Regions from separate parts of the Homo sapiens genome. Here all the other regions are linked to region 3. The links are chromatin loops, found by intact Hi-C in ENCODE. Cell type or tissue: IMR-90. All regions are shown on one strand.

Evidence for each region. A loop is a pair of places that touch in the nucleus more often than their neighbours do. Peaks named below come from ENCODE experiments on the same cell type or tissue, not always from the same donor. Only the 100,000 strongest peaks of a DNase experiment are listed, where the experiment ranks them.
Region 1: a loop joins it to region 3, with 3.0 times the contacts of the local background. A loop is called at or near these places in 10 of 110 quality-filtered maps.
Region 2: it touches region 3 in a loop (10-fold over the local background); 99 of 110 quality-filtered maps call a loop at or near these places.

The regions. Positions count from the first base shown.
Region 1 is chr7:105,585,943-105,593,942 of GRCh38, reverse strand. No RefSeq gene overlaps it. Among named protein-coding and RNA genes, the nearest start is that of EFCAB10, 8.4 kb to the right of the region's middle. RefSeq lists a silencer at 1,907-2,201 and enhancers at 4,216-4,405, 7,693-7,752. In IMR-90, a CTCF peak has its summit at 4,281 (motif pointing right); a DNase peak (open chromatin) is centred at 4,312.
Region 2 is chr7:105,648,009-105,656,008 of GRCh38, reverse strand. All of the region lies in intron 4 of ATXN7L1 (ataxin 7 like 1), which reads left to right. Among named protein-coding and RNA genes, the nearest start is that of EFCAB10, 71 kb to the right of the region's middle. RefSeq lists enhancers at 1-434, 2,606-3,329, 6,628-7,827 and silencers at 153-447, 7,838-8,000. In IMR-90, a CTCF peak has its summit at 3,470 (motif pointing left); DNase peaks (open chromatin) are centred at 848, 3,448 and 6,088.
Region 3 is chr7:106,038,512-106,046,511 of GRCh38, reverse strand. No RefSeq gene overlaps it. Among named protein-coding and RNA genes, the nearest start is that of SYPL1, 70 kb to the left of the region's middle. RefSeq lists an enhancer at 3,382-3,882. In IMR-90, CTCF peaks have their summits at 3,530 (motif pointing right), 5,205 and 6,871; DNase peaks (open chromatin) are centred at 721, 3,581 and 6,571; H3K27ac peaks cover 3,148 bases; H3K27me3 peaks cover 659 bases.

The sequences.
Region 1 (8,000 bases), 450 kb after region 3:
AAATAATATAGAAGATCAAAGAGTGTTGGTGTTCATAAATTTTGTTCTGGGCTTCAATTTGGTGGACCTAATTAAAGCTTAAACAGAACTAGCCAGTGTGATGGGAGCTAAATTTAGGCTCAGTTTATAATATGATGTTCTGAAATTCAGAAGTAGCCTCAAAAATGAAACAGGAAGCACTTTGGGAGGCCGAGGCGGGCGGATCACGAGGTCAGGAGATCGAGACCATCCTGGCTAACACGGTGAAACCCCGTCTCTACTAAAAATACAAAAAATTAGCCGGGCGTGGTAGCGGGCGCCTGTAGTCCCAGCTACTCAGGAGGCTGAGGCAGGAGAATGGCGTGAACCTGGGAGGCGGAGCTTGCAGTGAGCCGAGATCGCGCCACTGCACTCCAGCCTGGGCGACAGAGCGAGACTCCGTCTCAAAAAAAAAAAAAAAAAAAAAAAAAAAAAAGGAAAAAAAGAGTGCATGTAAAAACTGGTGAAATCCAAATAAGATCTATAGCTGAGTTAATAGCATTGTAGCAATGTCAATTTACTGATTCTACAGTTATGAGATATTAGCATCGGGAGAAGCAAGTTTTTTTAATGAAGTACTGTAAAGGGGTATCATAGGCCCACGATCCCAACCTTGTCCTGCCATCCTTCATACTGTGGCCACTCGATGTTTTCTACACTTTCATGTTTGGTAAAATGAATTTAGTGTTTTAAAATGTTTTAAGCATGTTTGCTTTTTAGGTCCATGAAGAATGAGCAAAGGCTGGATACACTTTTCGAGTCCATCTTGTACTGCCTCAGATGTTAAATGTTATTTTACAAAGACTGAGATGGAACTTTTGAGATTTGAGTTCTAATAGTTGTCACTATTAGTCTATGTTCTTGGTTGGTTGTTTTTAACTTTAAAAATGCAGCTCCCTGGCTGAGCGCAGTGGCTCATGCCTGTAATCCCAGCATATTGGGAGGCGAAGGTGGGTGGATCACCTGAGGTCAGGAGTTCGAGACCAGCCTGGCCAACATGGCACAACCCCATCTCTACTAAAAATACAAAATTAGCTGGATGTGGTGGCACACGCCTGTATTCCCAGCTATTTGGGAGGCTGAAACAAGATAATTGCTTGAACCCAGGAGGCGGAAGCTGCAGTAAGCTGAGATCGCACCACTGCACTCCTGCCTGGGCAAGGCAGAACGAGACTCCATCTTAAAAAAAAAAAAAAAAAAAAAAAAAAAGGCAGCTCACCAATGAAACAACTTGGTGAAAGTAAAATCACATTCTAAACTTATGTCTCCCTTATGATTTGCACAAGAATATTAAGCATATAATAAATATCTTGCCTTCCTCTCACATTGCCACATAGAACCAAGAGTCTAGAGTTTTGAAAAAACACAACACAAGGCTGGGTGCAGTGGCTCACGCCTGTAATCCCAGCACTTAGGGAGGCTGAGGCAGAAGGATCACTTGAGACCAGGAGTTTAAGACAACCCTGGGCAACATACACTTCTATCTCTGCAAAAAAAAATTTTTTTAATTAGCCAGGCATGGTGGTGCTTTGGGAGGTCAAGGCTGCAGTGAGCTGTGATTGGATCATTGTACTCCAGCCTGGGTAACAGAGTGAGACCCTGGGACCGAAAAAAACCACACACACACAAAATCTGAAATGTTACTCCAAAAACATTTCCATAGGAAACCAAGCAGGACAGCCTATGGACATAGGTTATAGAGACTATAGGAATTTTTCTTTTCCTCTCATTTTAACAAGACTAAGATGATAATGGCAAACATTTAGTACATGCCTGGCACCATTTTAAGAGCTTTACATATATTGGTTCATTCGGTCCTGAAGACAACCCCTGTGAGGTAGATATATTATCCCCATTATATCCATGAGGAAACTGAGGCAGAGAATCTAGCTTTTTGCCCCAGGTGACACAGTTAACGGGCAGTGGTAAGACTGGGATTGGAAGTGAGGCAGTGTGGCTCCAAAGGCCATTACGGCACACTGCGTGTTTTCTCAGGAAATTACCCTTTATATTGTTTTCCTTCCTTTTTAATAGCAACCAAAACTCCTAGCTGAGCCATCTCTGACTTGTTCCTCGTTGAAACAAAAAATGGAGAGAGGAAATCAGGCCCCAGTCTGTTCTGGACACTCATGTCTCCTCATTTTCCATCTTATACAATTCCCTCCCCTGCCAACACACACCCTGAGCTATAACTCAAGGCTGACAGGCAGACTGACAAGTCTACCTGACACTAAAGCCCAGTGTCTTTATGCTGGTGGTCCACACATAGGGTGACCAAGTGTTCCAGTTTACCTGGGATTTTTCCAGTTTTATCACTGAAAGTTTCATGGCACTGGAAACCCCTCCCTCCATAACAAATCAGGACAGTTGGTCACTCTATGCTCTAGAACCCTGCGGGGGAGCTGTTAATGAACTGATGACTGAAACAGGCCCACACTCCTACTTTCAGAGCAAAGCAATTTTATCAGACTCTCTGGGGGAAGAGGGAGCAGACACTGCATTTTCCTTTTTTAAATTTCTTTCTCTTTTTTAGGCTAGTCAAATGAAGCAGTGGGATATGCTGCATTTTCAAAAAGCCTTCCCAGGAGACTACAGTGTTTGTGCTGGGTCAAGAATCACAGTAAGTCTACACCAAGCAGAAGCTGTGTACTCTCAAACTCTTGTGGACTCCTGATCAAACGCTGCCCAGCCCTTCGCCTCAACCCACCCAGCTTGGAGTAATGCAGGGACTCGGGTCTGGTTGTCCATTAGAATCATGTGGGAAGCTTTTAATGCTTATCAGCTTGGGAATGCAAAATGGTATAGCCACTCCAGAAAACAGTTTCTTAAGAAGTTAGACACATGGCCGGGCACAACGGCTCATGCCTGTAATCCCAGCAGTTTGGAAGGCCGAGGCAGGAGGATTGCTTGAGGCCAGGAGTTTGAGACTAGCCTGGGCAACATAGCAAGACCCCATCTCTTAAAAAAAATTTTTTTTCAATTAGCCAGGTGTGGTGGCATGTGTCTGTACTCCTAGCTACGTGGGAGATTAAGGCAGGAGGATTATTTGAGCCCAGGAGTTCAGTTCAAGGCTGCAGTGGGCCATAATTGTGCCACTGTACTCCAGCCTGGGCAACGGAGTGAGACCTTGTCTCTTAAATAAATAAATAAAAATTTAAAAAGCCGGGCATGGTGGCTCACACCTGTAATCCCAGCACTTTTGGGAGGCCAAGACAGGCACATCACTTGAGTCCAGGAATTTAAGACCAGCCTGGGCAACATAGTGAGACCTAGTCTCTACCAAAAAAAAAAAAATTAGCTGGGCATAGTGGCACACGCCTGTAGTCCCAGTTTCTTGGTAGGCTGAGCTGGGAGGATCACTTGAGTCCAGGAGGTCCAGGCTGCAGTGAGCCTTAATTACACCACTGCACTCCAGCCTGGATGACAGAGTGAGACTGTTAAAAAAAAAAAAAAAAAAAAAAATTAAGTACCGACCATCCAGCCATTCCACTCCTAGGTATTTCCCAGAGATAAATGAAATTGTATATCCATGTATATGAATATTCATAGTGGCTTTAGTTGCAATAGTCCAAAACTGAAAACAACCCAAATGTGCATCAACAGGTAAGTGGGTAAACAAATTCTCATATATACATTCAGTGGAATCCTTCTCAGGAATAAAAATGAATGAAATATTAATACATGTAGCAACATGGATGAATCTCAAAAAATTATGTTGAGTGAAAGAAGCCAGACCAAAAAAAAGACCACATACTATGGTTCCATTTGCGAACAAATCTCTAGTTACAGGTAGTAGGTCAGTGGTTGCCTGGGGATGGGGTTGGGGAATGAATGTTCATTATCTTGCTGTAGTGATGATTTCATGGCTGTATACAAACTTACCACATAGAACATTTTAAAAATGTGCACTTTATCAAATGTTAATTATACCTCAATAGAGCTGTTAAAGCAACAACAGCAAAACCACCAATGTCCCAGCCCCATCCCAGGAGATTGTGTTTCACGGCCTGAAATGGGCACAGATACCAGTACTTTTTAAAGCCTCCCAGGTGGTTCTAAGGTGTTGCCCGGACTGAGAACCACAGCATGAATGCCCCCCACCTGGAGCCACCCTACAACCACTAAAAGAATTAGTCATAATATTAAGAGTGATGAGGAGGTGAGGACAAGTTGTGGAAGGAGCAGTGCTATGAGGATGCTGAAGATGATTCATTAAGCCCAGTTTGGTTTATTAACAGATGGCACCAACAGAGAATAGCTAACTCCACTAGGTGGCATCCGGACACTTCTCTTCAGCGTGGTTTCCAGGGCAATGGGAGATGCAGGGCACCATCTGAGTTGTGCTGAGAGAGTGCTGAGCACACAGTGTCGTTCCTCTGATGCAGAAAGGACCCAGCCTTGTTGGAAAAGAAAACAACCAGAAACTTGGCAAGAGGTCAGCAGGGCCCGCTGTGCTCTCCTCAGCCTAACTTCATAGCCAGAGGAAATCAGACTATTGCAGTTTCAGTGTCATTTGAGGTTCCAGAGTACAAAGAGCAGAGCTATTCAGGGACCAAGTAACTCCTGAAGAGTAAGTAAATATGTTCTCAGCCAGGTGCAGTGGCTCCCACCTGTAATCCCAGCACTTGGGAGGCCTAGGTGGGAGGATTGATTGAGCCCAGGAGTTTGAGACTAGCCTGGGCAACATAGTGAAACCCCAACCCTACAAAAAAAAAAAAATTAGCTGGGCATGGTGGTGCATGCCTGTAGTCACACCTATTCTAGAGGCTGAGGTAGGAAGATTGCTTCAGTTGAAGAGGTTGAGGCTGCAGTGAGTTGTGATCATACCACTGTACTCCAACCTGGGTGACAGAGCAAGACCCTGTCTCAATAGAAATAAAAAATAGGCCAGGTGCGGTGGCTCACACCTGTAATCCCAGCACTTTGGGAGGCCAAGGCGGGCAGTTCACTTGAGCTTAGGAGTTTGAGACCAGTCTAGGCAACGTGGAGAAACCTCATCTCTACAAAAAAATACAAAAATTAACCGGGCGTGGTGGTGTATGCCTGTAGTCCCAGCTACTCGGGAGGCTGAGGCATGAGAATCACTTGAACCTGAAGGCGGAGGTTGCAGTGATCTGAGATGGTACCACTGCACTCCAGCCTGGGCGACGGAGCAAGACTGTCTCAGAAAAATAATATATGACGTTCTCAAGGAGAAGACCCAATGTCTTGTGCTTTATAGCACTGAGCAGAAACCACTGTATGCAGGGGATCAGGACTTTGTCTTCTCTCCCTTATTAAGGAATATTCCTTACATTTTTTCCACTTTGTTTTGTTTAGGCCACACTGGCCTTGGGCAAGTTGAAGGATATCATGACAGCAGACGTAAAGCAGCCCCCTCTGTCTGCTGTGACTCGCATCCTCCTCCCCAGGCCTGTGGTCTCCTGCTTCTCATAGTCACTGTCACCACTGCAGGCTCCCCCTCCATTTCTCATCCCTGTTGTCATCGCCTCGCCTCTGCTGTACTGGCCGCTAAGCAGAGCCAGAGCCGCTTTCCCAAGCGATCATACAGCTTTGGTCAACCCTGCAGGTTCAAGCACTTAGCCAGAATTTGAAGGAGGGGCACATAATTTGGGTCTTCCTGTTTACGCTTTACTCTCCCTTCTACCACTGAAAGTAAAGCAAGTCCCCAGGGGAGTGGATCAAAAAAAAAAAAACCACTGAAGAATAACATCCACATCAGTAGTTTTCAAACTCTCCCTGGAACCCATCAGGAACCAGGCTTCAGAGAGGGCCCTCGGATCCACAGGCACCAGAGCAATGCATCAACTTTGTCAGCTGAGTTCTGTCTCTGCCTCAGAGCTCCCCAGGCTCCAGTTAACTCTGTCACTATGATCACACAGGCAGCCAGCCATGCTTCTGTAAGAAAGATACAAAACAAGGGAGCTTAGAAAATGTGATCTTGCTGCCGGGCGTGGCGGCTTATGCCTGTAATCCCAGCATTTAGGGAGGCTGAGGCTGGCAGATCACCTGAGGTCAGGAGTTCAAGACCAGCCTGGCCAATATGGTGAAACCCCATCTCTACAAAAATACAAAAATTAGCTGGGCATGATGGCAGGTGCCTGTAATCCCAGATACTTGGGAGGCTGAGGTGGGAAAATCACTTGAACCTGGGAGGAGGAGGTTGCAGTGAGCCGAGATGCACCATTGCACTCCAGCCTGGGTGACAAAGACTCAGTCTCAAAAAAAAAAAAAACACAAGAAAATGTGATCTTATTCTATGTGAATTCCAGTGTAGTGCTCTTTTATCTGTTGTATATGTATTTGTGGACAGGGGTAATGGGAAGAGATTCCACATATGATTTTTTTTTTAAGTATTCTGCTATTAAAAAGTTTGTAGAACAGTCTCCAACATCCTTCTGAAAGACCCTTCTTACAAACCCAAGCCAGTGGTGCAGATTTGGGCACATAGTTTTGTTTGTTTGTTTTGTTTTGTTTTCTTTCTGAGACACAGTCTTGCTCTGTTGCCCAGCCTGGAATACAGTGGCACAATCTCAGCTCACTGCAACCTCCACCTCCCAGGTTCAAGCGATTCTCATGACTCAGCTTCCCGAATAGCTGGGGCTACAGGTGTGTACCACCACAGCTGGCTAATTTTTGTATTTTTAGTAGAGATGGGGTTTTGCATGTTGTTTAAGTGACAGCAACAGGAGGCAGCCAAAAGCCTGGGCAGATAGGGGTAAGTCAATTGTGAAACCCCACCTCCAAGCCAAAGACAGTTTAAAGCCTGAAAGCCAAGCTACAGGTTAAATCCTCAGACCAGACTGAGAACTTGTCTTCCCATTTGGCATGTTTCCTCTGATTGATCCTCACCCTTCCCCTATTATACATATACCTACCCTTTCCTAATTGGTTTTCTATATTCTCATGCCCACCTTTGAGTGGTGTCTTCACTTTAACCCTTTTTGCATACTCACACACCAACTAGCACACACTCCCCATTCTGAGTCCATAAAACGCCCCAGACCCAGCAGCACAGGGAGAAACCACCTGACCGTTGGGATTGGGGACTGACCTCCCCGCAATGGCCTCTGAGAGCTGTTCTGTCACTCAATAAAACTCCCCTCCTTGCTCTCTCTTCTATTCTCAGCGCATCCTCATTCTTCTTGGGTTAGGGATAAGAACTCCGGGACTGGAGCACAGGCCAGACTCAGCCCGGGTAGGCCGAGTGGGCAGGCCATCTCCTGCAGCAGGAGAGTGAGGCCTGGGTAGGGCATCACAGGCTAGAAGTCCCTGCCTTGCAAAGTGACCCAGAAGAAAATCCTGCATTACAGGCTAGTCTCAAGCTCTTGGGCTCGAGCAATCCTCCTGCCTCGGCCTCCCAGAGTGCTGGGATTATAGGCATAAGCCACCTCACCTTGCCCTGGGCACACAGCTTTCAAGTCTTTTCAGAGAGTAAGTCTTTTCCCTCCTCAGAACACCTCCTCTAGACTTGAGGACAAGAGCATTATCCCTTCTCTCTGTTCAAAGTTGCACCAAGGACCCAAACATTAGCCCTAAAATCTCCTCTAGTTCTCCCAGATGATCAGGGCTTTTCTGGCCTGCCAGATAGCTCAGCATTCTCAAGGTAGGCCTGCCCTCTGGAGACACAGTGCTCACATGTCCCCAGTACCATGGCTACTTTCTGTTTCAGACTTGGTTCAGTCTCCTAGCATTCATTTTCTATCTCCTGTTTCCACTCTATTTTTTGTAACTTTTATATTAGGTTTGGGGGCACATGTGAAGGTTTGTTACATAGGTAAACAGATATCAAGGGGATTTGTTGTACATATTATTTCGTCACCCAGGTATTAGGCCCAGTACCCTGTAGTTATCATTTCTGCTCCTCTCCCTCCTCCCACCCTCCCCTGTCAAGTCAACCCCAGTGTCTGTTGTTTCCTTGTTTATGTCAATGTGTTCTTATCATTTAGCTCCCACTTGTGAGAACATGTGGCATTTGGTTT
Region 2 (8,000 bases), 390 kb after region 3:
CGTGTGTGTTGAATGCTAAATATGCTCAGCTATTAAAAATGCAGAAGATGAGCCCGCTGCTCCAGGAGGAAAATGAGCCAAAGCAAAAGAAAAATCAGCAGGCTCCCTGGCCTCCCTGTGCATGCCCTGCAGCAGGTGGGGGAGGGCTCCCTCTCCCCAGGTAGGCGGGGCTCCTCTCCAAATGCTTGGAATTACCAGGCGGGTCTTCCCGGAGCAACTGGGGCTGAGGGAGTGTAAGCACTCTGGAAGTCTTCCCAACGCTTTATGGAGAGGGAAGCGATCACTGAGAGGCCCTGGCCAGATGCCTGTGGGAGAAACTGGGCGGCTTATCTCTTCCTGCCTGGTGCTGGCGTGAACTGGGGGCAAGACCAAGGCTCAGGATTGATGGCTCCCTGAAGACACAGAGAGTCGTCTCAGGCTGTGAAATACGAGCAACCCAAGGAGCCGCAGACACTGCAAGGACCCTACCCCTGTGACTGCCCTGCATTCCTCAGCAGGATTCTTGCAGTTGCCTCTCCCTGGCCTCCTTGCCCCTCACTCTGCCCATCCTCCTGTCCACCCCACACACCCCCCCAGAGTGATGTGAGCCCGTTCTGCCCACAACTCTTTGATGGCTCCCACTTGTTTGCCTACAGAGTAGAAGTTTAATGTTTTTGTAATGGACTTCAGAGGGAAGGGGTAAGAGAGGGTGGGAAGGTAGACAGACCAGAATATTGAAGCATGTGGGGGCTGCGGCTGGGGGCAGAGTGTCCCTTCCAGGACAGGGAGGCCGTGGGAATTTAAACATCTAAGGCTGCCTGCTCACTGGGTTTTCAGATGAGCAAAGGTAAGGACAATGGACAGCTCCTTGGGTGTAAATGCAGCCAACCTTGTGAAGTCACAGAAGTGCTCAGAAATAGGGAATCCAGCTTTGGGAGGAAAAGTAAGACCAAGACAGCTGGGGAAGGAAGAAAATGGCCTGAAGTGTCCAGTCACTGTGGCTCACGCCTGTAATCCCAGCACTTTGGGAGACTGAAGCGGGCAGATCGCTTGAGGTGAGGAGTTCAAGACTAATGTGGTGAAACCCTGTCTCTACTAAAAATACAAAAAAAAAAAAAAAAATTAGCCAGGCGTAGTGGTGTGTCCCTGTAATCCCAGCTATTTGGGAGGCTGAGGCACAAGAATCTCCTGAACCTGGGAGACAGAGGTTACAGTGAGCTGAGATTGTGCCACTGCACTCCAACCTGGGCAACAGAGCAAGACTCCGTCTCAAAAAAAAAAAATGGCCTGAAGGAAAGAAGAGGGATGAGCCACAGAGATTAGTAACCATGGTCCTTCATAGCTGCATAGCTCATTATGATTTTTAGATGTTTTGATAGCCCAATCCTATTTGAGCCTAAAGACTATTTTGTGGTGAAGATAAGAAAACAGAGCCCAAAGAGATGAAGCGATGGGCTGAGATTACATACACAGTGGGACAGCAGAGGAGCTGAGACTTGACCCCTGGCCTTCTGGCTTCCAGTGCTACAGTAAAGAGCACCACCCTCGGTGTTGCCTGACGTCAAGCTCTCTCTGCCCTTCATTTTGTGGAATGACCTGGGGCAAGCCTTTCTCAGCCTCAGGCTCCACATCTATGAAATTGGGGATAGAGATTAAACACGGTATTGCACGTGAGTGCATAACTCACTGCTCATGCATGGTAGGTGTGCAGCATGTGCCGCTATGAGCGGACACTTCACCTTTGTCATTGCACAATCTCTTCTCAGAAGAGGAGAGGCAGCACAGCCTGATCCCCACCTAAAGCATTTGTTCTTACCAAGCATTGGTGGGGTGCCAGTTTGGTTTTTATTGTGTTATGTGATTTAACTTCCACTGAGAACATTAATTCATTCATCAAACATTTATCGAGCCCTTCCTAAATGCTAGATAATGTATAGGCTGCTGGGATAATTCCAGAGCGACATGTATACTGGGACAGGGTTCCCATCATCAGGCAGCTCACAGTCTGGTCAGGACACATAGATGTAGAAATAAAACCTTGCCATAGGACATGATGAGTGCAGCAGAAACACCTAGGAAGGAACAGCAGGCACTGGGAGAGAAGAGGATGTTTCCTCCGGATCTGGACAGATGGGGGAGTGTTCACCTGGAGAATGGGGGAGGGCACACCAGCAGGAGAGCCCGGCCCACAGAAAGGCACAGAGCCAGGCCGGAGCACTGGTGTTCAAGGAGAAGTGAGAAGTCCAGCGAGGCTACAGGAGAAGGTGGCTGGGGCAGGAGGGGTGGGGTGGGCCAGGCTGTGAAGGTTACACTTGGACCTCTGGGCCTTGGGCAGCCCACAAAGACTTTCATGGTCAGATTTGCGTTGGTGGCTGAGTGCAAACAGATTAGAACACACAGAGAGGCCAAGCCAGAAAGGTTGCAAGCGATGCTGAGGCCTGGACCTTTTAACAGCTGTTTAAGAGGTGGACTTTGGTCAGACTGACTTGTGAGTGACTGAATTTCAGGGAAGAGCTGGTTTCTAACTGGATGCTGATATTGTTAACATAGAGTTTTTTGGTTGTTGTTGTTTTTGTTTGTTTGAGACAGAGTCTCTCCCTGGCTTCTAGGCTGGAGTGCTGTGACACGATCTCGGCTCACTGTAGCCTCCATCCCCTGGGTTCAAGCAATTCTCCTGCCTCAGCCTCCCAAGTAGCTGGGATTACCGGCATACACCACCACGCCTGGCTAATTTTTGTATTTTTAGTAGAGACGGGGTTTCATGATGTTGGACAGCCTGGTCTCCAACTCCTGACCTCAAGTGATCCACCCACCTCAGCCTCCCAAAGTGCTGGGATGAGCCACCATGCCCGGCCTGATATTGCTAACATAGAGATTAAAAAAGAAAAAGTCTATTTAATTTGGAACAAAGAATATCCTGAGTTTGCTGTAGGTCAGTGTGAAGATAAACTTTTTTTTTTAATATGGCAAAAATGCCATTCAGAATAAACCCTTGAGGGTTTAAAAAGAAAATGTGCTTTGTTTTCTGGATGGAGGTGGTTCAGGTGCAAGGCTGCCTGCCCAGAACCGGATTCTAATACAAAAAAGGAAAAAGCAGAGTGAGTGAGTGATGCCTGGGGGAGGGAAGGTGCTCCTGAGGGCTTTTCCTCTGGCAGGAAACTGGGAGCAGCAGGTGTCAGGGTACCTGGCCAGAAGCTGGAGCACTGATAAGTAGCCTGGGATGCTTTGCCATTTCCTCATCTTTCAGCGTGCTCAGAAAAAGCTTCTTGAAGGCCAAAGGCTTAGGATGGGAGCCCAGGGTCTCTGCTCAAGGTGCCAGCTCCCAGCCTTCCTGGCAGGGGGATGGAGGGTGTTCTGTAAGGAGTTGCCCTGTCTCCCCTTGGGTCAGGGTTTCCTCCAGGACTGTTGGGAAACAGTAACTGTCTGGGCTGTACTGGCTGGAAGGCACTGCAGAGCAGCCTACAGCTCGAACAGCAGGAACCAATGACCTCTGGTGGCTGCCGAGGGGAGTGCTCCCGCTTGTTGCTCCTGAGCGGAGCCTGTTCTGGGCCAGTGCTGGGGACAGGGTGCTTGGGGCTCTGCCTCACCCTGCACCAGCGCTCCCTGCAGAATCAAATTGCCTCCTAATCTCTACGTTCTCAATTCCTGCCCTCCCAGGCTCTGATACCATTTCCTTATTGATGTGAATTTCAATGGCCATTCATTGGAATTGTGTGGCTCTTCGTTCTCATTTGCAGAGGAAAGGCACTGAGCAGGTGCAGTTGATTAGGTCTAGGGTTATCCTTAAAACGCTCCTGGACTCCCTGCCCAAGGCTACACTGCTGCAGACACAGCTGGTCCCAAAGGCAGCCTGTGCAGCATCCTATGCCCTACTGCATGAGGGCTCGATTTTTCCTTTTTTATCTTCTCCTCTTCTCTGACTTGCTGACTTGTTCACAGTCCTAGGGCACTAGGACTCCCCAGGAATGTCAGGACACTTAGCACTCCTTATTCTCCCAGCAGGTTTGGAGACCACCTTCTGAGCTCCATGCCCTGGGAAGCCATGAATAACAGAAGTACAAGAGAGACTAACAGACCAGCAGGGAGACATGCGCTGGGGCCTCCTGCTTCCAGAAAATTGGAGCAGCCTAGAGGGGGGCTTATAGAGTTATTTCTCTGGGAGGCATCTTAGAACCAGCAGAGAGCCCCAATGCCTAACATACTTCAGGATTGCAGGAGACAACATGTTTGTGCATGAGGAGGCTGGAGTTCCTCCTTACTCCTCTTCCAGAATGTCCTATACAGATGGGACCTTTAACCACTAGTCCAGGCTTAAGCAGTGCCTAGAATACTAGAGATGGAGAAGCAGGTGGGCTTGTGAAGTAGGGCTGACAGGTCCTGGAAAAGGGCCATTGAATCTGGCCCCACCTCGTTCTGCTTTTCTTCCTCACTGCCTCACCCAGAAGGAGTCCTCTACTCTGCATGAATGTGGAAGGCTGCTGCTCCCACCCTCTGCTGGTGCTTCTGCCTCCACCCTGTCCACCCCTCCTTCCACGGTGGGACCAGAAGGGACTAAGGAAGCAGAAGTTTTCTGATGGTGACCATGATTTGCACCCCACATATATACCTTTCAAGTATCGGTGGATGAGAGCAGATGCTGGGATCCTCTGTGCCCTTTTGGTTTAGTTAGAGTTTATTGAGAGTCTGCTATGTGCCTGGCACTATGCTAAGCACTTGGTATCTACTACCTCATTTAATCACTTCAAATATCTCTTATTATCTTCATTTGACTGATAAGGAAACTGAGGCATGGAGCCAGGAAGGCCTGAGATAAGTTAGGCAGGGCAGCCACATATGTTTGTGTGGGCTTTGCACTGCATGAGACCACCCCACCAAGGCAGGACTGAAACCAGCACTCACTCCTTGCCAGGCCAGGTGTCCTCTTTCTCATTCTTAGAGTCCTGATAAGCTCACTGAGGCTCTGAAACCGGGTAGCCAGAAGGCTGTGATACCGTAATGCATCCAGCAACAGAAAAGGCAGGATTTGAGTCTAGGTTGGTCTGATTTGAAAGCCTATATTTCTAAGCCTTATCTAAGCCTTATAAACTATCTTCCAACACTCCACATTCTATAAATTTGCCAGAATATTGACAAGGCACAGACCTTCAATTCAGTCATACTTGTTCTCCCTGATTTTATTTGATTTGCTTCTGGCCATTTTTACAATTCTTCCAAGTCAGCTTGTTCATTTTTCCTCCCACCTAACTGACTCAGGAGGAAATCTCACATCATTGTTCTCAGCAGCTAATCATCTCTTAACCCAATTGAGGAGCAAAGTCTTGGCCCATCATCCAAGTCACTGATGAAGACACTATGACCTTCTTGGCCGGCAGTGGGTCCCTGTCGAGCTCTGCATGGTATCACTCTAGGCTGAAATTGAGCCCTGCTAACCCATTTTTCTTTTGTCTCTGCTGCCAGGACCACTCACCTGGTAACTGTGTGGTCTGACCACATTTCCCCAGTTTACTGAAGGTGTGTTATGTGGGAGAGAATCCAAAACTGTGCAAAGGCCAGGAGAGATTAGACACTATGCTTCCTCTCTAACCACCAGGCCTGACACTCAGCCACAGAATAATGTTAGATTTATCTGGCAGATATTCTTATTTACCATGCTCTGTGGTTGAATACCTGTTTTCTGTTTGCTAAAGGTGTTTACAGACAGGCTTTCTGAAAGTTTTCCCAATATTTTTCCAGACACACCGCAAAAATACCATTTATTCACTTGTCAGGATTTATGCAGTATCAACTGTATCTGTCATACCACGGTAGTAGGACTTTGTGTCTCTGTTATTTACCCTGATTCTTAGTGATTGCCTGCCCCTCAGACTTCTAGAATCTCCCAAGTACTTCTTCAACTTAAAGAATTTAGATTGGATATAAATAATTTCCTCATAGTAGCTGCCAAAATACATCCAAGAGAGCCAAATTGAATTCCTTCTCCAAGGGCATTTTAAAAGAGGGTAAATTCCTTTTTATTGGGGATGACTTAATGCTATCACTGCTTGGAAGCCAAGAGGCTGGGTGATATGGCCCTTCTAAGGCTCTGCCAGTGAGTCAGAGATTCTCAAAATTCTGCCAGGCCAGCAGCATAAGCACATAGGCTTTTGTCGAAGGAATTGGTGGAGGAAATCAGACAGCTGAGAACTCTCATCACACACAAAACCCACAGCACAAATACCATATGTCTTCAGGCTCCTGCCTGTCAAATTCATCTTTACCGTGCTCTGGTAAGTGAAGAAGGGCTGGCAATAATTTCTGCAGACCTAGAGACATTCAGAACCATTCTCTTAAGGCATTTCTGTTGATAATCAAAGAATATAGATCATGATCACCAGGAAAGCGTAGCTGGCAGGTGGGCAGCTGGCCCTGCGGCACATTGGTGGCTCTTGCAATGGCACCGTCATGAGTCTCCACCTCTGTTCTTTTGCAGACATCACTGGGCAGGGAGGGGAATCTACTTGATGCCAAGAGAACCATGTTTCTTAAAGCCAGAGGACCCGCCTTGATCTAGAAAGATAAATTCAGACAGGCCAAGCACAAAGGAAGAAGACGTGGGCAACTAAAGCAGCACAAAAGAAACAGAGGTAGATATCGCCCCCACGTAGCAAGGGGGATGAGGGAGGGTGTTCTCGGCATTGGGTTTCTTTCCCAGGACCGAGACAGAGGTACAGAGATGATGAGGAGAGAACTACTCCCAGCATATTAGACACAGCAGGGGAACAGGCTGCAGCCCTGAGCTCTCTGAAAGAGTTCATCCCAAGTGAACAAAACAGGCATTATGAAAGCAGCAGGGGAAGAGTGGAGACTCATCTTTCCCTTTCAAACACTGCTCCACAAAGAAAGGACAATCGTGAGTTGATAAATGCAACTAATTGTGCGACTTTGGGAAGTGTGCACATGCATCCTTTAGACTGAAGGGAAAGGAACTTTGAAGGGCTTTGGCTAAGCTCGGGGGTAACTGCCAGGCTTGTTTGTCACCTAAGCAAACAGTGTAATAAATTGCTGAGTCACCCATCAGGCTATTGCCAACTCACCACCCCCTCCCAGGTCTCACCACCTGCACATGGAGGTGTTTGCGTTACTGTGATTAGACACAAAGAAGATGGGAGATGCCCATACTGTGAAAGCAGGGGTTAGAACCTTTTGGATTCTTTCCAAATGGAAAAAAAAGTCCAACCTGTCATTCAGGGTCCACAGCCATCTGGAAGGGGCGTGCCCAAGGCTGGGACACTTTCCTGGCTGGGGAAGGTGACAGCAGAGGAAGTGAGGGGGATGCACACGGGGCCAGTGAGAGGAAGCAGAGGACAATTCCGAGACACTGGCTTCCCTGTGACTGCACTGTGGCTGCAGCATAGGCACACGCGGGATCTGTGTGTATGGGAGGTGGGGGGTGGGGCTCTTAATAGGCTCTTATGTCAGCTGAATGTTTTTGCTCAAAAAGCATCATCTCTGGGATTGGCTTTCCAGATTCTGTGGCACTATCCTGTGACCGTTTCCTCCTTTGCTTTCTCAGTTCAGGACTTTGGGGCTGTTGCCAGCTGTAGTAAAGAAAGGCTGGCCCGATGGCTAGCGTGTATACTGGGGAAGAGGATGGCAAGGTCAAATGCCTTTCCCACCATCACTCAGCTGCCTGCTTCTGTGTCTTCTCAGTCCAGGCCAAGGCAGGTTCCCTTAGAGAGAAAGCCCAAAGCTTTTGAGGGAGAGAAGGGACACCAAAGAAAAAAGTATCAGGGACAGCTCTAGGTTCTTCTCCTTCACTCTTCTAAGCCCTTCTCCATTAGCTAATGAACACCCTTAGAACACACCCAAAAGAGCGCAGTCTCCCTTCTCTCCTTCTGCCAAGTCCTTTTACCTCACATCAGAGGTGTTCACTCAGTGGCCCAGCCCCTTACCAACTCACCTGGTCTTTGAAATCTTTGAAACATTCTTGATCAGACTTTTTTCCCCAATGCTTCCCATTCTTCAATCCAGAGGACTGCACG
Region 3 (8,000 bases):
CCATTGAATTATCTTTCCTTCTGAGAAAACTAATTTTAGGGTCTAAAGAGAATTTTTTTTATAGAAACATGATCTCGCTGTGTTGGCCAGGCTGTTCACAAGCTCCTGGCCTCAACTGATCCTCCTGCCTTGGCCTCCCAAAGTGCTGGGATTGCAGGCATGAGCCACCATGCCTGGCCAGGAAACTGATTTTAGAGATAAAGAGAAAATGAGCCAACTGGTAGCAGAACAAAAGTCCTGAAGAAACACTTAGAAGAGGTGAGTGAAGAGCGAAGGCAGAGAGTCATATTGATGCCAGAGCCCTAGGACCAGTGGTTCTGAACCCAAATATCTCTGCACACCCACAGCAGCTGGCGGCATACCTTGCACAGGTGGCTAACACATTGTGCTCAAGGTAGAAAATGCACCTTTTGTTGCAACTGAGGATATGTATTGTTACAACAGTGCTTGTTGGACAGAATGTTGAGAGGAATACTCCTTGTAGAATGGGAGAATCCCAAACACGCACATCGGAGGGAAGAGGTAGAGTATAATGATAAGTGTGTGCCAACACAACCAAGTTTCCCAGAATGTGTGAAAACTGTCTTGTGAGGACAGAAGAGAGCACAGTTGGGGCCATAACAGTTATTCTCAAAGACATGGGCTTGCAGAGTAACCAAGTTAACGCTATAATAACCAAGGATGTTATTTAATTCTTCTAAAGGCTTGCCAAAAATTCTGATATTTGAACATGTGCCATTGTATTAGTCAGGACCTTTTGGTTTCAAGTAACAGAAACTCAACTCAAAATTAACTTACAAAGGAATCTGATGGTTCATGTCACTGAAAAATCTAGGGATAGAACAGACTTCAATGATGGCTGCATACAAATACCCAACATCATCAGGAATTATTGTTTCTCTCTCTCTTCTTATTTTTCTTTCCTTCAGTTGGCATTATTCTTTGGTTGGCAGGCTCTTCCCACACTCAACAAGGTAACCAATATTGGCTTCATGCTTCCTACTGACCTCCTTCCAGCTTAGCAGCATCAGCAGATAAGGAATAATTCCCTAGATCTACAGCACAAGTCCCAGGGGTAGTTCTCAATGGTCCACCTTGGAACACGTATCCATCCCTGAACCAATTAACAGAGCCAAGGAGAAGCTGTGATCTGATTGGCCTGGCCTGGGTCATATGCCCAGTTCTGGAGCTAGGGCATGATGTCAGCCCCACCAGAATACAGGACCTAATAGTAGAAAATGGTTATTGCTTAAGGGATGTTAAACAGGCAGTAACAACAGCCTCAGCCCCAAACAAAATAGTTGAGCACAACCTCTCCGGAGCAAAGATCCTTGAACTCCTGACATTAACCTCTTACAGATGCCTTGCATGCTAAATGACTTTCTGATCACAGTCTCCCTGAGTCCTCACTAGGCTTTTATCAATCAGGATTCTTACCTACAAACAACAAAATCCCCTCTGATTTGTTTAAACAGAAAAGAACTTATGGACGCATATTAGTGGCTCACAGACTCTCCAGCAAGGTCGGAGAAATAGGGGTTGGCACTCTGCAGCCACAAACAATACCCAAATCCTCACCTGTCTGGTCACAGGCTTGATCCCACTGCCTTTGGTGCATGTTACTATTATCATCTCTGTCTCTGCTGCCTCTGGGGTTCCATGTCCCTCCACCATGTTCCGCCCCATCACCAAGAACAATTCCATGCAGCAGCTTCTCCCTGGCTTTTCACTCTTCCAGACTGAAATCTCATCATACTGCATCCAATCCACAGAGCCTATGTCACATGCCTGTGTCCTAGCTGCAGAGGAGTCTGAGTAACTGAGTTCTGATCTCCACCCTGGTGAGGTAGCACCCCTCACATGGCGTATTTTCCAAATTTAAGAAGTTTCTTCAAATGATGTTGGGGTGGCACCAATATGACTAATATCTATTATACTACACCACCCCTGAGAAGTGAGGTCTTCTGCTTCTTCTGGGTTCTGGACAGACTGAGCAATGGAGCCAACTCTTTATTTTCACATGTTATATCCCAATAAACCTATGATTCTCTGTTCTTTGCAACCAGAAAGAAACCCAGTTAATGCAACACAATTTGGCCAATGTAATTTGGATAAAATTTAGCTTGGAGACAATGGTTTTCATCCCAGCAGGATTGGTTCACAGAAGCTCATGGCTTCTTTACAAGGAAAGGCTCCAGTGGGGCTTTTGAGGGGGTCTGGAAAGCATGGCCACATGGAGCCCTCTCAGGAGTGCCAGCCCACAGACATTTAATAGCCTTGTTCCAGAACTCTGCAAATGCCACACTGGGCTACCACTTAACCACAAGTCATCCCCAGCTATTAACAAGAAGCTGGATTGCAGGTAGGGACACCCTAGCAAGGGTCTTGCTAGTCTGATCATTTCCCTTCAGAGTCTGGAATCCTCTGGCAGCGCTTCACGGAGGACTGAACTCTCTGACCTTCCTCCTGTGGCATCTGCTGCTCCATCAGGAGCTGAAGCCATTCAGTAAGAAATCATTTTTGAGTATCAACGATGTCTCAGGCATTGTGCTCACACTGGATATGCTCTGTCTCCAGGGGGCCTTCAGACAAGGAAATTAGCCAAGGCTTAAATGGCATGAGAGGAGGCCAGGGAGGGAACAAAAATGTTCAAGTGCTATTATCCAGAAAGAGATGCATTGTTTTCATTTCTAAGCAGATTTATTGATCAGGTTCACTATGGACATCAAGGTCTTTGACCTAATATAGAAGTATAGTTGTTCTATTTTCTGAGCAGGTCGACAACAAAGAAATTTCTGTGACTGGAGAATTCATTTGTGTAAAAGCCATCTGAGGATTTCACCATTAAATACTTTTAGTTATATTGAATAAATGAAGAGAATAAAATTAGAGGAAATAGTGACCACTTCAGAAAATCTAGATGGTGCAGAGCCAGTTGGATATGCATACCTTGTTAGTCTTGGGGTGAACATTAGAAAGTCCAGTCTTTCTTTTTTTCTTTTTTTTTTTTTTTGAGACAGAGTCTCGCTCTGTTGCCCAGGCTGGAGTGCAGTGGCGCGATCTTGGTTCACTGCAACCTCCACCTCCTGGGTTCAAGCGATTCTCCTGGCTCAGCCTCCCGAGTAGCTGGGATTACAGGCACGTGCCACCACGCCCGACTAATTTTTGTATTTTTAGTAGAGACGGGGTTTCACCATGTTGGCCAGGCTGGTCTCAAACTCCTGGACTCAAGTGATCCGCCCGCCTCGGCCTCCCAAATTGCTGAGATTACAGGAGTGAGCTACCGTGTCCAACCAGGAAGTCCAGTCTTTTACCAATGGCCCCCGGCCCCACCCCTGACTCTCCTCAGAATACCGACATGTTTCACACAGTTGGAGGGTGGACAGTTGTGCAAAATATGCGTGCTGACAGCAAGGGAAAAGAGGAAATGTCTGATTTGGACCCCAAATCTCCTCCAGGAACCCAGTCACCCTGTGGCCCACCAACCTTGCCATTTCTGCAGAGGCGGCAGGTGCCCCAGGAGACCACTAGGTGTCGCTGTGAACCTGTGCAAGCGCGGCCTCACCCTGTGGGCGCACACAGCGCGGTATGTTTTCAATCAACACCTTGTCAGTTTTTCTCCCCGAGGCCCCAGGGGTGTGCTAGGAATTTTTATTTCTTGAGAAATACTGTGATTCAGCTGCCCTTTGTTGGCCCTGCTAGAGAGAATGAAGGTTGTGCTTGCTCCTGCCAGCCCCCCAGGCAGGGGAGTCCCCTTGCAAGCGTCTTCAGGCCACCAGCCTCTCTCTATCTCCCCACCTCCCATTATTCCTCTTCATTCTCCTTTTTACCTTTCTCTCTCGGTGCCCGGTAACACCGATGTGCTGCTTAGGGAAAGGTCGCCATCCTAGAGGCCTCCTTCAACCCTTCTGAATTTCACCAGTTCCTAAATAAACTAGCTTGCAAATTCTGTCCTTATCCTCCCCTTCTGACTCTGCTCCCAGCCTTGCCCCTTTCTTTCAAAGCAACCGCAAGATTGAGGCAGTGTTGGGGTGGGAGCAACAAGAGGCTCAACTATCTTTTTAGTTTCCTTTTTTTTTTTTTTTTTGACACAGGGTTTTACTCTGTTGCCCAGGCTGGAGTGCAATGACACGCTGACGGCTTCATGCAGCCTTGACCTCCTGGGCTCAAGCAATCCTCCCACTGCAGACTCCCTAGTAGCTGGGACTACAGGCCTGAGCCACCATGTGCAGCCAATTTGTGTATGTTGGTAGAGCTGGGGTTTCGCCATGTTGGCCAGGCTGGTCTCAAACTCCTGGACTCAAGTGATCTGCCTGCCTCAGCCTCCCAAAGTGCTGGGATTACAGGCTTGAGCCAGCGCACCTGGCCAAGGGTCACCTATCTTACTAGGCTTGTCAGAATCTACTCCTGGCACACAGGGGCTTAAAAGTCAGATCTGCTTTCAGATCCTACCTCCCTCTGCCACTTACTAGCTGTGTGACCTTTGGCAGGTCACACACCCTTTCTGAGCCTCAATTCTTCATATGTAAACTAAATTTACACATATAAATTCTACATTAAGTAGAATTATAAATGTGAAGACCTCACGTGATCTGGCATGTAGCCGGCATTCCATAAATGCAAAGTGATTTTCCTTATGACTACAGGGACACTTACACAGACACATATACACACACTCAACCAAAGACAGAATTTGGGAACTTTACTCTCCTGAGCATGTAGCAAGATGGTATGTCAAGGAAACAAAATTCAGGGGTGTGTATTCCGAGATGCCAAGAACCCCCATGGATTCTAACCCTCTCTACATATGTCAGCAGTGATCGACCTGTTCTGAACCCAACTGGGTGCTGTCTTGGTCAGTGGCCATAGTTTGCTTGGCAAAATGCCAGGATAGCTGTCCTGGACCCTTTGGGAAAAGGCCACTTGTGGGTGGAGCAGCCACTCACTCCTTCCTCCAGAAGGCTTGGTGCCGCCACATTCCCTGGTTTCAAGCTACCACATTGCTGCTGTGGTTTTTTGCGGTGGCCACAGGGTGGAATCTTGGCCCAGGATGCCCTGTGGCTGCTCTCTGCAGGCATTGAGGACACATACCCTGAAAGGCTCGGGAGAAGGTGGAGAGAAGGGAGAGTAGTCTTTTACCAGAGGTGTTCCTGGACCATTCACTGGACGCTAAATGGCAAATAGAGAGGCCACGCCCCTGCTGGCCAACATAGATCACTGCAGCCCCTCAGCCTTTGGGTAGAGGCTGTTCCTGAGTGATTAGGATCTCTGCTTGGAAGGCACTTCAGTACTCATAGCCAGGATGAGGCTGCTTCTGTGGAGCAGCAGATAGGTAGTGGGTGTGTGAAGAACAGAGAAAAGAATAAACATTGCCTCCTGCATTGCCCAAAGCAGTGCGCTGGGCTTGGCAGGGTTGCAGGAGGCCAGGGGTGGTTTCAGACCCCTAACTCAAGCCTCAAAAGACAGGATATGCTCAGAACACATTGCTCCTGCAGAGGCTGGTGTTGACTCTGAACCTGTGAAGATTTCTGCAGCCATGAGCAGCCTTGGACTTTCAGGGTAGAGAGCTGTTCAGCAAGAGGATCCATCTGGGGGTCCAGTCACCTGACCCCTTTTCCCATCAGAACACAAATCAAAGGCCATCACTAAGCCCTTCCTGCCTAGGCTCAGAGGAGACACACTCAGTTGCCATCCTGGCTCTGTGACCTCTGGACAAGTCTCCTAATCTCTCCAACCTTCAGCTTTCTCATCTGTAAAGTGGATATGATCTTCAAGATGCAGACCATTCTCAGAGGCGTGCCATGAGGATTATAGATGGTGCAGGTGGAGGGCCCGCTTGTGGTAGGCACGCACTGCAATCATGAGGTTTCCAGAGACTTCTCTGCAGGCTGCTAAGGTGCAGCAGGAGCTGTTGCTGCTAACCTCAGCGAGGTGTGCCAGCACGCCAGATCAGACTCCTCAAACCAAAGCAGACAGAAGCTGGGAAGGGCTGAAAGCCCGACACTGCAACCTGAGCAAAGGGTGCCTCACTTGTCTGTTTGAAAAGCTCATGAAACCCTTGAGCATTGCTGGTGGAAATTTAAAATGGTGCAGCCATGGTGGAAAGCAGCCTGGCAGTTGGTCAACAAGGTAAATATAGAGTTACCACATCACCCAGTAACTCCATTCCTAGGTATATACCTAGGAAATAAGAACAAATGTCCACAGAAGAACTTGTATGCAAATGCTCATGGCAGCATTATTTATAGCAGCCAGAAGATGGAAACAACCCAAATATCATCAACTGATGAATGGATAAATAAAATGTGGTATATCCATGCAGTGGGCCATTATTCAGCCATAAAAATGAATGTATGGACCTACCATGTGGATGAATCTTGAAAAGATTATGCTAACTGAAATAAGCCAGACACAAAAGGACAAACATTGTATGATTCCATTTCTATGAAATGTCCAGTATAGGCAAATCCATAGAGAGAGAAAGCAGTTCAGCGGTGCCAGTGCCTGGGGATGGGGAATGACTGTTAATGTGCGTGAAGTTTATTTTGGGGATGATGAAAATGTTTTGGAATTACATAGCAGTGGTGGTTGCACAACTCCGTGAATATCTAAAAACCACTGAATTCTATGGCATGTGAGTTAAATCACAATAAAACTGTTATTTTAAAAAGGACCCTTAGCCTGCCAGCTGGAGTGTGCTTTGACCATGGACCAGCAAATGAGGTGGGCCATGCAGGGAGTGCAACTCTTGTGAGCCTTGCCTATAAATCAGATTAAGCGGCTTCTCTCCCTCAGCTGCCCCGGGTTCTGAAGGGGCTGCAGCAGCCACAGTCTGTCTCTGAACACCACCCTAATGAAAAGGCTGCTGAGGGCGCTGTGGCCTAGAGCGTAAGCATCCACAATGCTCACTCCAGGCCCTAGGCCAGCCTCACCCGGATAGCCCAGCTCGCAGTCACATGGGGAAAATCAGAGTTTACGAGCATGCTCTGCTTCGGTTTCAACACTGACGGGGATCACGTTTTCCAAACCAGGCATCAGAACTGATTGTATGGTTTGTACCCATGGGGACAGTGGGATGCACCATTTTAAGTGATATCCGTCTCCAAAAATTTGGGCATAAGGCTCCGGTTTTCCAGAACACATTCATCTCCTTCTGTTCCCCCAAACAGACAAGTTTTCTAAGAACTTCAACTCTCTGGGGAGTCCTAGACAGAAGTTAGAGTTTCCTACAATTCAGGTCTCCTGACGTTTAATCAGAACTGTACTTTTTCAGACTGAGAGCCAATCGAATGCACCGTTCAGCTTGAGGGCTGCCTACAACCACCTTCACAGCGGGGCATAGAGTCCAGACCTCGAAATCACCCTGCAGGCCTGTTTCCTGTTTCCTTGGGTCATCGACTGGAATCTTGCCGGGAAGTGTGATGTGGCCGGAACACTGACCGGTCTCTTCACTCTCCCCACACACCTATGTGTGCACACATGACTACCATTCCCCCGCTGCAGACCAAGCATGGGGCAGTCACACTCGGGAGAGCCGCTCAGTATTATCTAAAATGACTTTGTCTGGTAGCTTCCACTGAGGGAGGGGCTCATGCCTGCTGGGGAGCCTTGATCTCATACAGGAACAGGGCTCAAGAGAACTCAGGACTTCATTCATATCCGGGACACTCCTTCACAAAGGTACCACAAGGTTTCTACTGTCCTCCACCTCTGCCCCCCTGGACCCAGCCCCCACCATCTCATATCTGGATGAATCCAACAGCTACAGAGCTGGTCTTTCTACTTCTACCCTTGTTCTCTCCCTTCCTTAAGTCTCTTCTCAAATCAGCAGACAGATGCTTTCAAAACATAAGTAAGTTATGTCACTCCTCTGCTCAACACCATGCAATGGCTCCCATCATACTCAGAGTAAAAGCCGAAGTCCTTACAGTGGCCTACAAGGCCCTATGTGATATGCAAACTCCTCTCCACACATATCCCCCAGCCCACACACCCCCACT